Linked DNA regions of Homo sapiens: region 1 is linked to region 2. A link is an interaction called in ENCODE POLR2A ChIA-PET data of the cell type or tissue named here. Cell type or tissue: Caco-2. All regions are shown on one strand. Links, peaks and the distances in the headings refer to the core of each region. The heading gives the core; the rest is flanking DNA.

What was found. Peaks named below come from ENCODE experiments on the same cell type or tissue, not always from the same donor. Only the 100,000 strongest peaks of a DNase experiment are listed, where the experiment ranks them.
Region 1: POLR2A ChIA-PET joins it to region 2 with 9 read pairs; 2 of 35 experiments call an interaction of 5 or more read pairs at or near these places.

What each region holds. Positions count from the first base shown.
Region 1 is chr4:138,903,783-138,914,074 of GRCh38, forward strand. All of the region lies in intron 2 of LOC105377448 (a long non-coding RNA gene), which reads right to left. Among named protein-coding and RNA genes, the nearest start is that of NOCT, 110 kb to the right of the region's middle. RefSeq lists an enhancer at 6,977-7,558. In Caco-2, for the core only: no CTCF peak of the experiment used is centred there; no DNase peak of the experiment used is centred there.
Region 2 is chr4:138,800,308-138,810,599 of GRCh38, forward strand. No RefSeq gene overlaps it. Among named protein-coding and RNA genes, the nearest start is that of NOCT, 210 kb to the right of the region's middle. In Caco-2, for the core only: no CTCF peak of the experiment used is centred there; a DNase peak (open chromatin) is centred at 4,604; H3K4me3 peaks cover 568 bases.

The sequences.
Region 1 (10,292 bases), core at 3,880-6,379, 100 kb after region 2:
CTCTACCTCTTGGTATCTTGGCTCCCTCATCTGTAAAATGGAGAGAATAAGCATAGCCTGCATCATAGGGACATTATGAAGGTTAAATAAGTGAGCACATTAATTGCTTAGAACATGGCCTGGTACAGAGTAGGGGCTCAATTAATGTTAATGATTAAGTGGGCAAGTGACCTGTCTTAACCTCTCTGAGCCTCCATTTCTACCCTTACAAAATGAGGAAAATGATACCCATCTTACAGAAATGCAAAGATTAGAGGTCGAGCCACTGGGATTTAGTGAGTATCAATAAACGAGAATGGCCAGGCACAGTGGCTCACACCTGTAATTCCAGCATTTTGGGAGGCCAAAGTGGGTGGATCGCTTGAAATCAGGAGTTTGAGACCAGTGTGGCCAACATGGTGAAACCCAGTCTTTACTAAAAATACAAAAATTAGCTGGGCATGGTGGTGTGCGTCTGTAATCCCAGCCTCCCTACTCAGGAGGCTGAGGTACAAGAATCGCTTGAACCTGGGAGGCAGAGGTTTCAGTAAGCCCAGATCACGCCACTACACTCCAGCCTGGGTGACAGAGCAGGATCTATCTCAAAAAAATTTTTTTTTTAAGTTTAAAAAAAAAAAACAAAACGAGAATGACTGATATTCAAATAACAGGCTCCAGTGAGCCAATGAGTCTCTCCTCTCAGCTTCCTCAGTGAAGGATCCTGCCCCACCTGGATGGTGTTCCTGAAATGTGTGACACCAGCCTCCTGCTCCCAGCCTCCCTTCCTGTGACCCATCACCCCCTCGCACTCCTGGTGGCTCCCTAAAAGTCTTTGGATATCATAGTTACTTTATTCACCTGGTGTTGAATAAAAGCACCTAACTAGCCTTAGGGCAACAGGATTTCTGCCTTTTTACATTTTATTTCTCTCATGGTTTTACTTTTTTCTCTCAATCTCTTTCAAGTTTGCAGTGTTTGGTTTATTACACTAGGTATGAGAAAAAAAAAAAAGATGAGTTGTTAATTGGAAAGCTTGGGATCTCCCCATGCCTAGAAATTAAACCGTACACTTGGGTCCCAAAAAGAAATGGTTATTGATTCCACTGTAACTGTCAGGGATGTTCTCTGACTTCCAACACGCCCTCCGTTCCCTTCCCCAGCAGCCAGAAAGCAGCATGTAAGTAATGCAGCCTGACTTACCTAATGGAATGGCTTGACGCCTTCATTTAGAAAGCAAAAGCACTAAACTAACACCCTGAAATGAGGTCATCTCAATGTTGTACTTGGAGGAAACTATGAAAAACTTGATTCTTTCACTGAGCTTCAACTTCTGGTGTCAGTTTAATCCATTCATTGATTTTTATTCATTTACAAACCATTAAGGCCCTGTGTGTTACTCTGATAGGCACTCCTCAGAAACAAGGCCAGAGAAGCTGAATTTTACTACCAAGTTTCTGAATTTAGAAGTTTGGTTGCTGAAAAGACACAGGATCCAAAATTAAAGAAAGTGTGGGGAGAGAGGGGAGGGAATGGCAGGGGTAGGACATCAGCTCTGTGTCCTGTCATCATCTCTCTATCTGCCTGAAAAGAATACTGCCAGCTCTGAACCACTCTAGGACTCTTGCCCAAGCAAAGGTTTTTTTGTTTTCAAATGAAACAGACCCTGATAGAACAAAACTTTCATGGGAGTAAAAATCACATTATTCCAGGTAATTCCAAGGCATCATCATATTGAACTATTTAATCTATACATCCAAATGAGAAAAGTTCATTGTTTCACCACTCTGCTCAGTCTGGCATATTTAAGGGTCAGTCCTGCTACCAAACCACAAAAACAGGCCCTGTGATATCCTCTAGTTCACAGGTCCCCAACCCTCGGGATGCAGACTGGCACTGGTCTGTGGCCAGTTAGGAACTGGGCCGCACAGCAGGAGGTGAGCAGCAGGCCAGCAAGCATTCCTGCCTGAGCTCCACCTCCTGTCATATCAGGGATGGCATTAGATTCTCACAGGACTGCAAATCCTGTTGGGAACTGTGCACTCAAGGGATCTAGGCTGTGGCTCCTCATGAGAATCTAATGCCTGATGATCTGAGGTGGAACAGTTTCATCCTGAAACCATTCTCTCCATGATCTGTAGAAAAATTTTCTTCCATGAAACGTGTCCCTGGTGCCAAGAAAGTTAGGAACCGCTGTTAGTTGTTCCTGGACTCTGAGCTGAGCCCCTGGCCTCACCTCTGAGTTTGCCTCTCAACTTATGCTATTTCTTCCTGATTGTTGACCTTGCTCTCAACTCACACCTGAGTCCTGGTGTTCAACACCCCCATCAGCACTAACATATTCAAGGAAAAGCACCCAAAAGCCTGGTGCAAAAATAATACTAGAGTTGAATATCATTTTTGTAAAAAATATAATTATAAATATGTGTGTGTGCATATATATATACACACAAGTATATTTATTATTTATATCTGTGTACGTATATATATATCACTCATATCTATGTGTGTGTGTGTGTGTGTGTATATATATATATATTTCCCTCTCAGGAAAATCCTCAGAAAATGGGCTTCTATGACTTATCTGGATCTGCACACCACATTCCAGGGTTTGAAGCAGGCTTGGGATTATCCTTGGGGTTGTGGGGTTGTATATATACAACCCTGAAACTGGGTTGTGTATGTGTGTGTGTGTGTGTGTATGTATGCATATATATACAGGATATGTATACTGTATAGTATATACTGTATGTATATAGTATATGTATATATATATACATACATATATATACATATAGTATATGAGTATATATATATATATATATATACACACACACACAGCTAGTATATATATACATAGCCAGTATATATATATATATATATATAATTATTCCAGGTAATTCCAACTATATATATATATATATACAGCCAGCCAGATATGCAGGCATAAGAGCCTAAATATTAACTGAATCATGTAGTTTAGGTAATTTGTGTGTATTTATTATTTATTTCTGTGTTTTTTTCAGAGTCTATTTCAGGCTGTCATCTCCAGGACACTGCCTAGGCTATCAAAGTGATGCAAACTCCTGAACAGACATGGACTCTATATGTTCCTGCCCAGGGTCTCCTAGAACTCTAGGACATCGAGGCTCTAAGACACTTCACAAAGCAGGTCTTTTGATTCCAACTGCAACCCCAAGAATGATCCCAAGCCTGCCTAAAACCCTGGCATATAGTCTGCAGATCCAAATAAGTCATAAACAGAAACCCATTTACTAAGGATTTTCCTGAGAGGGAAAACTGGTGTCCTTCCTAAATGAATATAGTGGAGTTGACCCATTGCCCATTGCTAGTGAGGGAAGTGTAGGACTGGCTTTAGAATCAAACAGACTCAGGTTAGACTGGGCTCTGCCACTCACCAGCTGTGTGACATTGGGTAAATTAATCTCTCTTGGCCTCCATTTCCTAACCCATAAAATAGGGAGAAGTCCATCTACTTCATCAGGTTGTCATGAAGATGAATAAGATGAGGTTGCAAAGTGTTCAGCGTGGTGCCTGGCTATGCAGCCGCTCGATCAATAGTACTGATCAATACTGAAGGCTACTGATATGATCTGGTCTTTGAGCTGTTTTACAGTGAAGCACAGCCTGAGCACTGATCATCCCCTTGCGAAGGTCAGCTTTCTTTGGTAGGGATTAAAGGGGAGGTGTTGACTACCTTCCTCCTGAGCTCTCTACTGGGAAATGCTCCCTGCTCTGGGCCAGGTCACCATTCACTCTATGGCCAGTCACTGCCGGGTGCTCCTGGTCACAGACTCTTCAAATAGGATGCCACTGCTTCTCCAGGGAAAAAGGCAGAAAGGGAAGTAGGCAGGGAGCATGTCCCTTTGCTGTGCTGCCTCTTCATTCTCTGCTTCACTTGGCATAAGGCTACAGGGGGATGTGTGTCACATTTCCCTAAAAGTCTGGGGTAGTTAAAGGGAGTTACTACACTGGAACAGACTCACAGCCATGTACTGAAGATGTTTCCCATAGCCTGAGAGAAAAGGACCCAGATAGGCAACTCACCTCAACGAGGGGCATATCCCACTTCCTAACTCTGTTCTCCTGTCCTGAGGTCTGCCCTTCTCTCAAAAACACGCCTTTTGGCTGGGTGTGGTGGCTTACGCCTGTAATCTCAGCACTTTGGGAGGCCGAGGCAGGAGGATCACTTGAGGTCAGGAGTTCGAGACCAGCCTTGCCAACATGGCCAAAACCCATCTCTACTAAAAAATACAAAATTAGCCGGGCATGGTGGCACACACCTGTAATCCCAGCTACTCAGGAGGCTGAAGCACAAAAATTGCTTGAACCACGGAGGCGGAAGTTGCAGTGAGCCCAGATTGCTCCACTGCACTCCAGCCTGGGCAACAGCGTGAGAATATGTCTTTAAAAAAAAAAACCACGCCTTTCCTTCTGTTCCAGCTGCTATCACAAAGAAAAAAGGAAAGAAAGAAAGAAAGAAAGAAGGAAGGAAGGAAGGAAAGAAAGAGGAAGGAAGGAAGGAAAGAAAAGAAAGAAAGAAAAAGAAAAGAAAGAAAAGAAAGGAAAGGAAGGAAAGCAAAGAAAGGAAAGAAGGGAAGGAAGGAAGGAAGGAAAACGCACCTTTCCTTTAACTTCTGCGGCACAGACAATGATATCAAGTCTTGTTTCATTTTCCTCTTCCCAAGCACATGAGAAGACTCCATCCTCGGCCTTCCATGCAGGCATTGTGAGGGCCATGCAATGGGGTTCTGGGCAATGGGATATGACTGGAAGTGATGTTTGCCACTTCCAGGCCTGGTCATAAATCCCCTGCAGGACAGCGTCCACTCCCTCTCTTTTCTGACCACAGTTCCTTGAAGGTGACATGTTCTAGGAGGCACTGCTACAAGATGGAGAGGTGCTGCCCACTCTACATCAGAGTTTGTATTGTGAGCAAGGAGGAAACCCTCACAGTGCTTCACCCCTGAGGTCCCAGGGCTATCTGTGACCACACCATAGCCTTAATTACCCAGACAAATATCACCTCAGACTAAGGGTCTTCATTAACCCTTCAAGAAACCCTGCCCTCAGGTGTTAGGCTTACTCCAAAATCTATATTCTTCCTTCTAGCTATACATTTTACTAAATCTGAATTATTCATCTTAAATAATGCCCCAAAGAGAACAGTGAGACTTTGGCATAATAATGAGTGGTGACTTCGGCACTTTAAGCTCTAGCAAGATAGAGAAAAACATTGGCATTCTATATCCAAACTCTCTATTTTTTTCTCACTTTTATGGATATGTTCACACATAAAGCTCCCACACATAATGCTACCCACAGGTAAATCACACACACACACACACACACACACACACACACACACACACACACCCAAAGAGCTAATAGTCTCAGACCAGGAGTCACAAACATGAACATCTGAAGCGGCCATACAGAAAATGCCAGTATTGAAACAGACTGTGCACAAAGCTATGGAAAACTTGCTGAGCCATGCCTTGTCTGAAGGAAGCAGCTCTTTCCCCGTGTCCCCAGCTGTTACCATGCAAGCTGCAGGTCAGTGTGGCCAGATCTTGCAATCCTTTTAAAAAAATTAATATCTAAGTATCTATAGAAACTCTCCAAAGTTTTACAATGTGGCAACTACGTACTTCAAATAAAAATTTTTTTAAAGCTTTACATGCCAAACACAACTGAGCTGCCTGGTAGGCGTGCCCATGTTATGTGGGCCTACCATTTTGCATCATCTTCCCCAACCGTGTATAATTTATTTAACTCCTGCCCTGTAGATTGCAAGACTGCCTCTCTCACAGGAAAGTGAATACGTAATTATGCAGGGTGGTCCTTTTTCTTCATCACCAATCCTCCCCTATCTGCAAATTCAAATTGCGCCCCCTTGGCCACCGGAAATAAGAATCCAACCCATTGATAAGTCATATACATCTTACGTTTTGACTGTGGCTCCCTTAGCTACACCCAGGCAACCTCCAGCTTCTGATTACCATATGCAAGGACTCCATTAAATTCTTAACCAGCACTGCCCTTGCTGCTGCCTCTCTGAGGCAAGGGAGCACCATTAATGATGATGGCCTCACACCTCTCTCTCTCATCCATACACTCCTGTGAGCAACAGCCTACAAGTGTGAAATAATAGTCAGAAATTAGAACTGTATTTTTGTGCCTGCACAATTTTTCTGAGAACAAGGCTAGCTAGCTTTTAGAAGGATCAAACAGAATTTGAAAATCACCCTACTTTATGTGCCAAGAGCTTTAAGAATATCAAACATTTCTTACCATTTGCAAGCAAATGGGTCAAAAGATTTTTTGGCGATTATCTCCTCCAGAAAAGAGCAGTTTGAAACCAGAGAAAATGGGTGTTACTAAGAAAAAAAAAAACTACTTTAAGAGAACAAGAAAGTCAGTGCCTGAGATATCTCAGAAACTGAGATGGAATAACTTTCTTCTACCACACATGTGAGCTCCAAAGCACAAGAGAGGCTGCATTTCAAGCAGAAAGCTCTTTTCAAAGCACAAATGTTGGAAAAATAGACCAAGACATCAGCGCATTCTAAACACAGCTGTGTTTGTCCACACCTACTCCTGCCAGGTTGTGTTTGATTTAACCTGGCAACCCAGGGTTGAAAGGCTGCCGCATCCAATTATTCAGTCTCCGAGGCTCCTCTTCTCCCAGCATTATTATTGTTGATGTTTGATAGAGTAAATTGACCTATTATTAAATGTTGCAGCCAACAGAGAGGTTTTAATAACCTTTTGGAGTTTTGTATTAAATGTGTTTTTAGAGGGCTGTAATTTGTATTCATCCCAAAAAAAAAAAAAATAGCCACTATTCTGGGTGCCGTGGGCTGCACCTGCCGGGGTGAGTCTTACCACCACTCTGCTGCAGTCTGGGTTTAATGCATGAGTCACAGCTGTCTCTGGGATAATGTATTTATTAGCACTGGGGGGAAAAAAGAAAGGAAAACAGGTTGTAAGATTTGCCAATCAGTTGGGCTCTGCAAGTTGGAGAGTTCAGCAGGCTTTTTTGAGTGTTCTGGGTCACCTAGGAGTGAAGAACCTACAGAAGCTGTCAGGAAAGTATAAAGCCCCAGGTTGTCATCAGGATAATGAGCCGGCGCCCTAGCTGGACTGGTTATCTCAGGCCTGCATCACAGGCAGAGGAAGTTTACAAAAGAGAGCTTAAGGTGCAGTGTCAGCGTGTCCCTAGTTAGGGCCTAAGGGTACAACCGACTGAGCATCAGCATCCGATAGATAACAACAAAAGCCATTATCTCTCTCCCGGCTGGGCTGCCAAGTGGCGGGGCCAGGATTGCCTGGTGTTTGCAGTTTCCATAGCAGCACTGTTTTGTTCTAGCTGGCAAAGTACACGGAGAGGACGGATAAACATTGCAGGAAATGACACGAACAACCCAAGTACTGAGCCTGGGATCTCATGGCAGGCTCTGCCCTTTGTGAGTCAGCGGCGGAGGTGAGGACGGACACATTTCAGGAGGTGGCTGGAAACTAACAGCGCCTTCAAGCACAGCACCTGGCTAAACTCAGCCATCCCTCCAAGGCTAGAGCTCTGGGTCTCTACTCCATTTCCCAGAGCATTGGAAACACATGCAGTGCATTCAGAACGCCGATAAAATGTGGAGAGAGCCCCTGCACAGGCCAAGTGAGGGGTGGGAGTGAGGTGCTGTTATTCTCAGCTGCCCAGAACTCACTGAAGCCCTGGCTCCTCTTCCACCTCAGTGCTGCACGGATACAGAAGGGTCTCTGACATGCTGGTCACTGATTTGGAACGTTATGCCCCATGCCTGTGTGTTTATACCTGCAGGGAGCCAACACCTCCACCCCTTGCACTGGAGACCGCTAGAGAGGGTTTGAAATGGGGGGTGATACATTGTTCAGATCCATTATTTGCTGGGCATACAGCTACTACTCCCTACTAAGACAAAAGAAGACCTGGTCCCAGCCTTATGTATTAATCACGTAGTATGTAATAGGTCTAATTCACTTTAATTTCAGTTTTCATCTATTGGATAGAAACTGAATTAGTTGTCTCAGAATAGGAAGCCGAGTTCTCAGCCAATAAGGAAGCCTAGCAATTTCTTGATATTACAATATCAAAGCACCTCAATGGTGTTTTCAGTGTTAAAGAAATAAATCCTCTAAAGATTCTTCATTATTTTTATGCCATCCTCTATCATCATCGTCTCAAGCTGATACATGGGAAAAATGGGAGGTAACATTAAGTTTTATGTTTGCCAAAACGTCACGAACTCATCCACTAGTCTAGATATTTCTTGTTCCCAACCCTGTGTAAACACAGAGGGTTTAATGCAAATACACTGGCCACCTCCACCCTCCCTGTTCTGGGATGTGGCTGCTATAATATTACTTCTCTTTTATGGATTAAGCTAAATGCACCCTGTGTAACCAAAGTCTTCACTGGCTGAATATCAGTGCCTTTGGACTTTCAGGTTAACGGGACTAAATGTCTTTCTTTTAGATAAGCCAAAAAATATTATGGTCTCAGCTAGACCTAAATGACAAAATTGAAAAGGGTAGGAGAATAAATCTACAATGGAAGGAGTTAAGGAAACTCACATCTTTAAACCTGCACAGTAAACAAAGGGCAAGTGTACTAAGAACCGGTCTTAGCTATGATTTTAAAACCAGATTTCACTGGTCTTTGTTTCTCTAGAATCATAGCCAGTTGCCGGGAACATTGTAAGTACTCATAATTATTTGTTGAATTAACGATCCTCTCAGGGCTCCAGCAGCAGAATGGAAAGAAGCATCTGTAGTGTGGTGGAAAGCACCGGAGACTCAGGCTGCTCAGCCTCTGGCCCACTCCTCCTGAGTCCTGGCAGGGAGCCCAGCCTCCAGGGGCCCTTGGTTTCATGGTCGCTGTCCTGCTGCTACCTGACCGTGCTGGAAACCAAGGTAGGTCAAGCCTTGAGGTGGAAACCAGGCAACAGTTTCTGCCCTTGTTTTCCAGGACTAGGTAAGAACTTACTCTTCCTAGTTATGGGTTAAAAGCAAGAACTCTAAAAACTTATCTCCCTGCAATCTCTCAGGAAATAAATATGTCACCATCCACATCATCTCATGTTCATGGCAGCCCTCTGTTTGACTTTACACAAAGCACTCCCAAGACTGAGCTGGTGGGAGAAAAAAAAAAAAAAAACACATCAAAACAAAGCAGAAAGCCCCTGACATCTAGGTCCTTGTACTTTGATATTAACCATCATTTAAAGAGTACTTAGTAACTGCCATGCACTGTGCTAAGCATGTTACTAACATCTGATTTTTTCTTCACTCCTGTAAATGGACAGAGTTCAGAGAGGTGACATAGCTCGCCCTGGGTCACACAGCTAGCAAGTGATGGAGCTGAAATTGGAATCCAGGTTTGACTGACTCCAAATTCCAGGCACACTCTTTACCATTACAGCAAGCTGTCCCCTCCAGCCTAAGGCAAGAGACAGCACAAGCGCTACATAAATGATAAAGGAGCCTACAGTGTTTCATCCACCACTTCCCAGACAGGCAAGAGGGAAACGCATTTGAAAGGTTCAGAATTTTTTAAAAATTTTTTGAATAGGTAAAACATTTACAGGTTTCAAAAAAATCAAACAGTCTGCAGAGGTTCAGAGTGAAACATCTTATTCCCATCCTGTCCTCCACCAGCTCTCTATACTCTTTATTGGATTTGTAAGGTATCCTTCAGAGTTCCTTTATGCAAATACACGCACATGTGAACATACATATTTTTCCTTCTTGTTTTTCACAAAAGGTAATGCACTCTACATACTGTTCGGCACCTTGGGCTTTTCTTTTTCCATTTGCCATTTAACCAAAGACTTGTCAGTCTTTCCATACCAATGCATAGAGACCTTCCTTTGTTTTTTTTTTCCTTTTTGAGACGAAGTCTCACTCTGTCACCCAGGCTGGAGTGCAGTGGTGCAATCTCGGCTCACGGAAACCTCCACCTCCCAGGTTCAAGCGATTATCCTGCCTCAGCTTCCCGAGTAGCTGGGACTACAGGCACCCGCCACCACGCCAGGCCATTTTTTTGTATTGCAAGAGTATAGTTTAGCATTCCACTGTAATTTATTTAAGCAGTTCCATATTAATGGATAATTGGATTGCTTCTAATCTTTTCCACTAAAAATAATGGTACAATGAATAACTTTGAACATATACCATTTTACATGTGTGCCAGTATATATCTGTATGGTAAAATTCTAAAAGTGGATTGCTAGATCAAAAGATATATGTGTTTGTGGCCA
Region 2 (10,292 bases), core at 3,579-6,078:
GGCAGGCTATTCCTACTTAGCCTTAATATTGAGCTGCTCAAGGAGATGAAACTCAAATCCTTTAGGGTAAAAAGATAAACCCCAGATGTAGAGTCTGTTGAGGTATGCCCAAGGTCAAAGAAATCCATTTTCTGGCATACTCTACATGATGTAAGTTTCATTTGTCTGAAAGAAATGAGAGGGACCACATGGAAAGCCGATCTTGGATATTGAGGGACTACATACAGGATGACAATTATAAACACACTGTCTCTAGAAAAACACTTCATTTACAAAGCAGATTTGACAGCTCAAGTTGCTTTTTGGCAGAGCAGTCCTGCCTGGCCCCTGTGCGACCTGGTGAGCTTCGATTACAGCATTGATGCTGGCTCTACTACAGAGACCCCCTAAAAGGGGAGTGATAAATGAGGTCCTGTCAGGCTTCATTCCCTGGGTGGCCTTGAATCTCTGCCGTTATCTGTTACCCTGCCAGTACTGACAGTGATGAACACAAGGCAGGCAGCTAATGACACCCCGATTCATTACCCAAAAAGAAGGGAAAGCAGAAATAAAGGGAAGGTGACTGCCATGTGGAAGCTTGTCTCACGTCAGTGCCGTCTTCCTCCTACAGGTTTGAATGGTGAAGAAATGATGGACGCTGTTTGTCTCAAACAAGGACTCTAATGATACAACAGAACAAGTCACAAGAAAGCTTGCCTGGAAAACCATACACTGGCCTCTTCGTGGTGAAGTCCTTCACAATCCTTACAAACATAGAAAATATTCAGCAATTCGTTTGTTTGTTTTCCAGTCCACTCTTACTTGAGAAAAATGCAAAACATCAAAGACACAGAAAAACCACCAGTCTATACAGCTTGCCCATACTAAATTGTTATTCATTTCAGAAGAGTGTACAGTTTCTTTCTGTAAGACTCTATTAAACCAGTTACTCTACAATAGCAAACATTTTAGGCAAACCTAACCATTGCTTCCCATAAAGATATTTATATCTTTAAGTGGTATCTGATTCATCCCTAAGAAATATGTTATCAAGATGTTTGTTTGTTTGTTTGTTTGTTCATTTGTTTTTGAGATGGAGTTTCACTCTTGTTGCCCAGGCTGGAGTGCAGTGGCATGATCTCGGTTCACTGCAACCTCTGCCTCCCGGTTCAAGCGATTCTCCTGCCTCAGCCTCCCGAGTAGCTGGGATTACTGGCACCCACCACCACTCCCAGCTAATTTTTTGTATTTTTAATAGAGACGGGGTTTCACCATGTTGGCCAGGCTGGTCTCAAACTCCTGACCTCAGGTGATCCACTTGCCTCGACCTCCCAAAGTGCTGGGATAACAGGCATGAGCCATTGCACCCGGCCGAAGATTTTTGTTTTGACTGTTTTTTTCTGAACTACAGGGAAACGAAGGCTTTTATGTTATTGTCCCCCTTTTCTCACTAACTGGACTTCCTGTGACACGTGAAGACGCTATGCATGTTTAATAAATACACTTTGAATTTAATGCTCAAGGAAGATAAGATTTTCCGTCTTAATTCAATCTATCTGTCTTGATCTAGGGTGTTAATTAGAGTACTGCTTCTGTGGGACATTAAGAGGAAGAATGTTATTAAAAGGGAGAAAAGATAATTCCATGGTCAAATAGATTTGAGGAAACTTGAGTTACTCAACTTTATCAAGTTTCTTTCCTACAGGATTTTTTTCAGTCCTTAATATACAAACGTGCATATTGACTCTCCTAAAACTATTGTCTGTAATATAGCTCAGTCTATTTTCTTCTACTCAGAATATTTTGTGCAATACTTATCTAGAGTAGTGTTACATAGAGCCACACTTTGGGAACTGTGTTAGTCTAGATTTACCACAAACCCCATCTTCTCACTCATTTATTCCATTAATAAACTCATATGATTATCAAGCTATATCCTAAGTATTTGGCAGAGCAAAACAGCCTGAGGGTGGGATAAATGCTTTAAAAAAAAGGTGTGATATTGTATCTGCCCCTAAAGCATGTATATATCTTGCCTCTATATTCAGCTCTTATACATTCTGCCTTTTAAACTTATTTTCAACATTTCCTCACTAAGGGAAAGAAGCATGGGTTAAAGAAGATACTGGTGCAAAAGGAAGAGCAATTATCTTAAATTTGGGACAAAGGCAATGGAGGTGATTAATACATGGATTTTACCCTTGCTTTTTGCTTAAGACCAAATTATTTTTCTAAAAATAGCAGCATGAAAACATCACCATTTCTTCTGGAAAACATTCCAAGCTTTTTTTATATACATATGAATGAAAGTGGTCAGAACTTCAGAATACTTAAAAACTACAGCATAATTTTCATAAGTGCCTCATGCAAGAGCAAGCATATAGGGATGATTCACTTCATCATCATAAGACAGCTAAGCACTGTATGTTTCTTGTTATGTAAGATGGACAGACACACATTAGCAGCATTTCTCATATTGGCTATTTGGTTTCTTCTACTAAAGCAAGCCCCTAGTGTTGTTCAAAATAGCTGAGGAGATGTAAAGTCTGGACTTCAGCACAAACAAACTTAAAAAGATATATGAACTAACCAGAGTTGTTGATCAGTGTTTGCTTGTTATTTTAGCCATAGAGCAAAGAAAAAAAATTAAAACAAATTTAAAGCTCACTAGAACTTTCATTATTCAAGCAATTTTAAACTAGTATCCAAAGTAGTACCTAAGTTGCAAACTTGTAATAACTAGAAATGGACTATAAAGCCTCTCTGATCTTTTTCATCTTTAAAAAGTAATCACGATTCAGGAGAAAAGAACCGTTCATCCAAGAACTAAAGTAATATCTGAGAGAGATGAAACAATCATTATAAATTAGAAGTAGCCCATCATTCATTTTTCTGCTATCTTCTCTCCAGGAGAAAGTTGACTCTCTGGAAAATCTGACTGGTGCTCTTTCCTCGTGTGCTCCAAGAACTTAAAAGCCAATTGTGATGTTTCCAAAATAAAGTACAGAGAAAGACACTTCTATTTCATTCCTCTTTCCCAGTGGCAGATTATTTGTATCCAAGCTTCATGGAATTTACCCGAGATGGGATAAATATAATTTTGTGTTTTTTAACAGAATAAGGTTTATCTCTCCACAGTTTCCATGTAAAATTCTTTTTTTCCTACAACCAACTGGGTACCTTCTACTTTTTCTGTGAAGGCATTTATTTCTGGCTGGTCAATCTGAATTGTTCCATTATCTTGCTACCCACTAGTGATGAATAAACTTCCTTATTTCTGAGTTCTTTGAGACCTGAAGGATTGATGGGCAAGAAGGAAGAACCGGGACTGCCAATGAAGGCAGGAATTCATCTTATTAGTCTCTGGTTTGAGTTAATCACTGGGGAGATAATATTTTAAACTCCAAAAGACTTCATGAAATTTTCCAGAATTTCTCCAGAGACACAGATCAATAGACCAGAATAATCAAGAAAAGGGAGCACGTTTGCCAAATGCCACTCACTTGGTAGGGTATTTCACTTGAGTGAGCAAAAGGGTTTTTATGGAATTATTCCAGCCCTATGAAAGAAGGAGCAAATCAACCCTCCAGGAAAGCTCCTCCAAATTGCAGCTAAAGATAAAAGAAAGGGTGACATTTTAATTCCAATCTTCAATCCTCAACAGAGGGATGCGGGTGGCACTTATTTGTTATGTTGTTCAGTTGATGAACAGCTTTCCCATAGCACTGAGCAATCACTGCCCTGTACTCTCAAAATAATGCATGGTGATATGGGGACCCAGGGCCCCATAATTTTGCCAATGGCTCGCCTCTTCTCTTTCAGCAAGAAGCAACCGAAAATGAAGCCTGCCTGATTGCTATGAGGGTTCCTCGGGCTTCAGCGATGTTTAAATATTAGCCCCCAGAGCTCAGAGCTTAACTCCCAGCAGCAAAACAGTTATCTACCCTGGTACCCTGAGCCAGGCATAAAAATTCGAAAATTTTAAAGCAAAGTCTAAGTTTAAAAAAGAAAATCACACATGGCGGGGTACAAGGAATGAATAAACCTCCAGCTCCCAAGAACATTTTCCAAAATGGCTCCTTTACCATTTCTAAATGTGAAGCACACAGATCTCCGGGTGTGGGACTCTCCTGCTTCTAGATGCCCCTCTCCCTCCACACTGTAAGCTTTCTCTGCACCTGCACCTCCTCTAAGACTTGGCTCCTTCCTGATCATTTCTGCCTTCAATGTGATATGCTCATCTTATTTTCTTATCCTCTCTCCTCTCCCTGTTCCATCTCTTTCTCTGTACCTCTTTATTCCTCTTCATCTCCCTCCAAGCCCCTTTTGTCTCTGGTTATGGCAGCCACTTAAGCATTGGTGGGTGCTCGAACTTGGCTTACCTGACAGGGGGTCCCTGAGGCTGTCCAAGAGAAACAAGACCCTAAGAAAGTATAAAAATCTGAGCTGCAACAAAGCATTTTTTTAACCTGAATTCAAAAGTATTTTCCTTAGCCCGTGCTGCATGTGCTGTATTGTTAACTTCTATCAAAGGGGTTCATATCTCAGGAATCACGGGAAACTTTCAAACATGATTGATGGCCGGTCAAAAGAACATCCACAGCGCGATAAGCTGCAGAGAGGGAATGTGCTGAGCCGGTTCAGGATTGCCTGGCTGTGCCTTTCAAATTCCTTTCATCGCAATCGGTGACTGTAAGCACTGCAGGGTGAGAACAAGCCAGGACTTTGTGGAATATTCTTAACTGCTGATATGTAATCCATACAGCTAGTGGTAGCAGCCCGAGGATAAAAGATTTAAAGAAATAGAGACACAAGGACTGATTTTTTTTAAAAAGGCAACTTGGAAGGAAAAAAAAGAGTGAGAACAGTAAGATTTATGTTAACCCATTGGGAGTGCTCTGGAAATCTCTTTGATGAAGGATTGAGATTGCTTTGAAGCAGACTTTATTGAAGCAAAAAGTAAGTGCAGTGTCCAGGGACTTGGGTCGACTGGGTCACTTATCAGTCTTCCTGACTTTGAGTTTCCTTTTTCTTCCAAATTCTGCATGCTACCAAGCTCCTAAATGCTGCTCTATAAAAATATTTTCCTGCTAAAGGAGGCTTTTATATAGCCTTAGTAATTAGTAGAAACTTGACTGGTGAGAAATATATTAAAAAGATAAGAACCCAGAAAAGAGGATACATACATATATACACCCACATATGACGTGTAAAAGGCTATTAAAATATCTGCACCCTGTTATGCATGCCCTTTCTTACTATGAGTTCAGATTTCAAATACAACACTACAGAGAGTTGGGACAAACTGGATGAGTACCATGGGAAGGCAAAAGTGGTTGTCATTTTCCAACGGTAGGAATATCAAACAGAGCTTAGGGAGCAAGAAGTAAAGATGGTCATGGCTGAAAGGGAGAGAACAACAAATAGAAGGTTTTGAGCCACCAGTGAATTTGCCTGAAACTGGGAATGTAAAACCATCCCATAAACAAGTGAGATGGCTAATTCTGGGATTATGAAAGAAAGCTCTAACAGAAAAAAAATTTTTTTTTTAAATCAAGGAGGAAAAGAAGCAAGTACCAATGAGTGACATAATGATGAGAAAGGACATATGGCTGATGATGTAGGGAAAGCCGAAACTCAGGATTGTCCTTCCTAGCACAAGCTGTCGTCTGTAGCTGCGCTTAGGCTGTTATTATAATTATGCTTTTCCATCCTTCCCGGCTGTGACCATAAAGTAATGAGGCTGATTTTTTTTAACAAACTGCAGTTTATATATTCAAACAGTGTTGATTTTCAGAGAGAGCAATGTTGCTGTTCTTAGATTTTGAAATCTATGATATCAGAAAACTATTTTCTTTGTGGCTAGTGTTTTGCCTCTGAAGGCAGTTTCCAAAAGGAAGTTTCCAAAGGGAATCATTTCCAAAAATGGTTTGAACAATCATACAGCAGTGTTAGTGGTTTCACTGAAGTTAGTGTTTAACCTTCCCAGCTAACTTTTTGGAAGGAAAAGGCTAATTTGGGGATACAAGTTCAAGAACAAGAGTTCAGCAATCAGTCATTGCTCACAAAATGAAGTCACAGGATTATTGGAGCAGGAGGAATTGGAACTCCTCTGCAGCCCTTTTAGACAGATACTGAGAAATATAGCAACCTGGTACACTGACCACTGAAGAAACCACACTGGAAAACATGAAAGCAAGTGCAATGGAGACTCCGCCTACCAGATCATTGTAGCTCCCAAAAAATAATGAAATCACTCTGCTCTCACCTGCCCCAATAAAGAAAAACAAATACAGTGTATTCTCAGATGTTTGGCACACTGATATGTTCCACAGACAGCCACCAACTTTACACTAATAGCCAAGGTGGTTCCTAGGGAGATCAATAATACCACTACTTGGCAAATGCTGAAACCCACTGCTCCCCTTAGATTCTCCACAAGAGAGCAAGAACATTTTGAGAACACACAGAAACTTCAATAACTTGGATGAATAACTATCTTTACACTGGCAACTCATCCTTTCTTTCTGTAAGGAAATGGTCCAGGGATATAACAATAAATGGGTACCTCTCCTCTACAAGGAGGCACCAAGCAGTACAACCCCACTCAACTTCAAAGAGTATCAGAATGACAAACACCATGTTGTTTTGTAATATCTGGGCCAGTTTCCTGTGTTTTATTACAAGTGTCCACCATTTGTTGGAGTTCCTTAGAGATGGTCAACTCCAATGCCATAGAAATAATGGCATTTTTATTTGGCTTATGGGAAAATAGATACAGTAAGCATATAAACCTCAGAAAAGGTTTTCTTTTCTCTTATTTGCCAGCTTCTATAAAATCTGTATTGGTTGCCTGATGCTTTTTCCAAAATCTGAGGGAACTGACTGAGCATAAAATGTTGAATTTTGGCATGCAGGGAAACCCAGAATCCAATACAGGTTGACATATTGGTAAATGTGATGAGCTACAAGGTGGCGTCACTTCTAAGGCACTGAGAGATGACCAGGTTCCAAGTAGGGGAAGTCCTTTAGGTCATTGCAGGGGACAGAGTCAGAAAATTATCTCAGGTGTCTTCAGACTTGAGGACAAGATATCAAAGCCCAAGGAAAGCACTAAAAGGGCTTGAGCAATGGTGTCTTCTCCATAACTGGCCAATTTCTCTGATAAACCAAGATGACACTTTCAGTTTAGCCTACAGTGGTATGCTAATTCATTGAAATAGGAGAAAGAATGGGAAGAAATAACATTTATTGAGTCTTCACCACATGGCCAGAGACCTTATGTCACAACAACCCAGTGTGGGAAGAATCATTATGTCAATTTCTACACATTAATCAATTGAAGACTCAGAAGTTAAGTGACTTATCGAGCTTATGCAAGATTCACCCTGATCTCTCTGGTAACTAATGCTAGGTGTTTTTAACATGCCTAAGCTGAGCTGCAGTGACATCTCCCAGGGTGTCTTACCATTGTTTCCTCCTTTCATGCAATCTATTCTATGAAAGTCCAATTTCACAAAAGATCTTCATTAGAAAGAAACTCTACTTCACACATAATTCGTTATTGGGTTCCCTTAATAAAGGTATCATCTGGAATATCTTAACAAATGAACAGAATTCACCTCTTGCATGAAGTGTGGTGTATTTGTATAGGCATGGAGTCCTTTTTTGATGATGCATCAAAAGTTTTTATCCCCTATCTCCTTACATTGTCCCATACCAAGACTACTAACCAACAACCCCACAATAGTAACCAAGCACTTACCATATATCTACCAAGGGCTAGTCCTTAGAAGAGCCACGGGGCATGGCATTTAAACAGGTAAAAACAACATAAAAATATAAACCTGGTAATGATAGGGCAGGTACATCTCCTCCACTCCAAGCTCCCCTCTGCACTATCGTTCTGACTCACCCTCCCTAGCCTCCCACTAGAAAGCTGTATAGCAACCATTTTTCAGTGTCAAGAATTCATTAAATAAAACATAAATACTATACTCTATGGGACCAGGATTGGGCTCCAAACAAAATTTAATGTGCAAACAGCGCTTAAAGGCCCTTGGTCTCCGTTCTGCTATTCCTATCACCAGCCTGGTTCAGAAGCCTCATAACTCGTCCTCTCCACAAGTGACTTGGCTACAAAGCAAGTTGTTTAGAAAAGCAGATAACAACCTCCCTTGAAAGAAACTAGTGAGGCATTTTAGAAAATAGGGTCTGTAGCAAATGTGGTCATAGGAATCACACAGCAACCTCTCAGGACTCGTTTCCTTCGGCATTGCCCTAATGAGGCTGCTTACAGTCTAAATGATGGAGAACAGTTCTCCCACACCCTCTCAGGTCTGTGATGCCCCAGTATTTTCTCTGCTTCTGATGCAGGGAAAACTGAAAGGATGACAGTGCCAAAGAACTTTCTCCTGGTTAATAGAGAGAATTTGAGATCACCTGGAGAGGCTCAGTCTATTGCAAAGACTCTTTGGGCAGTAATGAGACTTGAGAGATTTATCCGCCTTCAGGCAAGGTCTCTCCTAAACTACCCCAGATGCAACTCTAGCCTATTTTAAAAGACCTCTAAAGAAAGAAGGTTCTTAACTCTTCCCTTCTGCACAGGAATAAAGAGAGTGTTGGGAAGGCAGTTCACTTACATCTCAAATCAGCATACATGTGAGTCAACATAATTGGCCAAACAAAATTGCATTCCATGATAACAGGTAAACTATTTTAGATCATTCATAATGAAAGTGCTTTCCTATCCATTGCCTATTTATGAGATCTGAAGTGAGGAAATCCAACCAAATCTTTTCCTTGATCAAAGTTCTTCTATGGCTCCCCATAATCTAAGTAATCTCATGTAAACAAGATTGAAAAGAGAAACTCTCTTTTAATTTATTGTTCCCAGAGAGGCTCTAGCTCATTTCCTCATCTCCTTCAGGACTATATGGAAATGTCACTTTCTCACTGAGGCCTTCCATTAAAAACTACCCCATTTAAAAACTGCAACATCCCTCACCATACACTACACACACACACACACACACACACACACACACACACATACACACAGTCACTCTTTCATTTTTTATTTTTCTCCATAGCGCTTATCACCATCAAATGTACTATATAATTTCTTATTGTCTATTTTCCCTATCAGGATGCAAGCTCCATGAAGGAAAATATTTTGATCTGTTTTGCTCACTCCATTATTAAAATAGAGCTTGGTACATTGCAGGTACTCACTACATCACTTTTGAGAGTACTGAATGAACACATAGCTTCCTGCAAGATGCAGGGTCTTATATTAACTAACTGATGATGACCTTTCTCAAACAGGACATTGACTGATGAATATACAATAGCTATTCCTATTTAGGACATTAATTCTGGTTTTAAGATCTGAAATGGGGAATTTTCAGCTGTGATCTTAGGAGTCAGCACCCCTCTGAGATGTCCCCTTCCCCCAGCCCCAGAGGGGTACTAAAATGTGGAGCCTTGGGCTTCCTGAATTCTGCCTCAACCAAGCCAGTTCTTCTAATATCTGTCTTATACACTGGGGCTTTCTGTAAGATGTTACTGGGGAGGAAACTGTCCCATTACTAAAAATACAGTTAGAAAACCTCTAGGCTAAACTATGAGAGAGAGAAGCATGAAAGAACATTGGATAGAGTGTCAAAGAAATACAGACTTAATTCATTCGACAAAGATTTATAGGGCACCCATTGGGTACCTAGATTTGTGCCAGATGCTGGAAATACATAATGAAGTAGGACACAGTCAGGCTCACAGTCAGCCAAGCTCACATAACAAGTAATTATAATGTCCTCGGAAATTTTGTAAAATCAAAGGGGCTTTGGAGAAGGATGTCAGGAACGTGTCCTGCCAGAGGCATCTGCTGAATCTTAAGGATAGTTATTAGTCAGATGGAGCATGAGGAGACTGACCTTCACATTGTGATTTTAAATAAGATTTTAATCTCTTAGGACTCAATTCCTCCAACTTTAAAATAGGAGGCTTGAAAATTAGCTGATATGTAAAGTTCATCCCAAATGTAAAACTATTTATCAGGCCAGGTGCGGTGGCTCAAACCTCTAATCCCAGCACTTTGGGAGGCCAAGGGCGGGGGGAGGCGGGGAGGGGTGGTGGATCACAAGGTCAGGAGTTCGAGACCAGCCTGACCAACATGGTGAAACCCCCATCTCTACTAAAAATACAAAAATTGGCCAGGCGCGGTGGCGGGCACCTGTAATCCCAGCTACTCAGGAGGCTGAGGCAGGAGAATCGCTTGAACCCAGGAGGCGGAGGTTGCAGTGAGCCAAGAT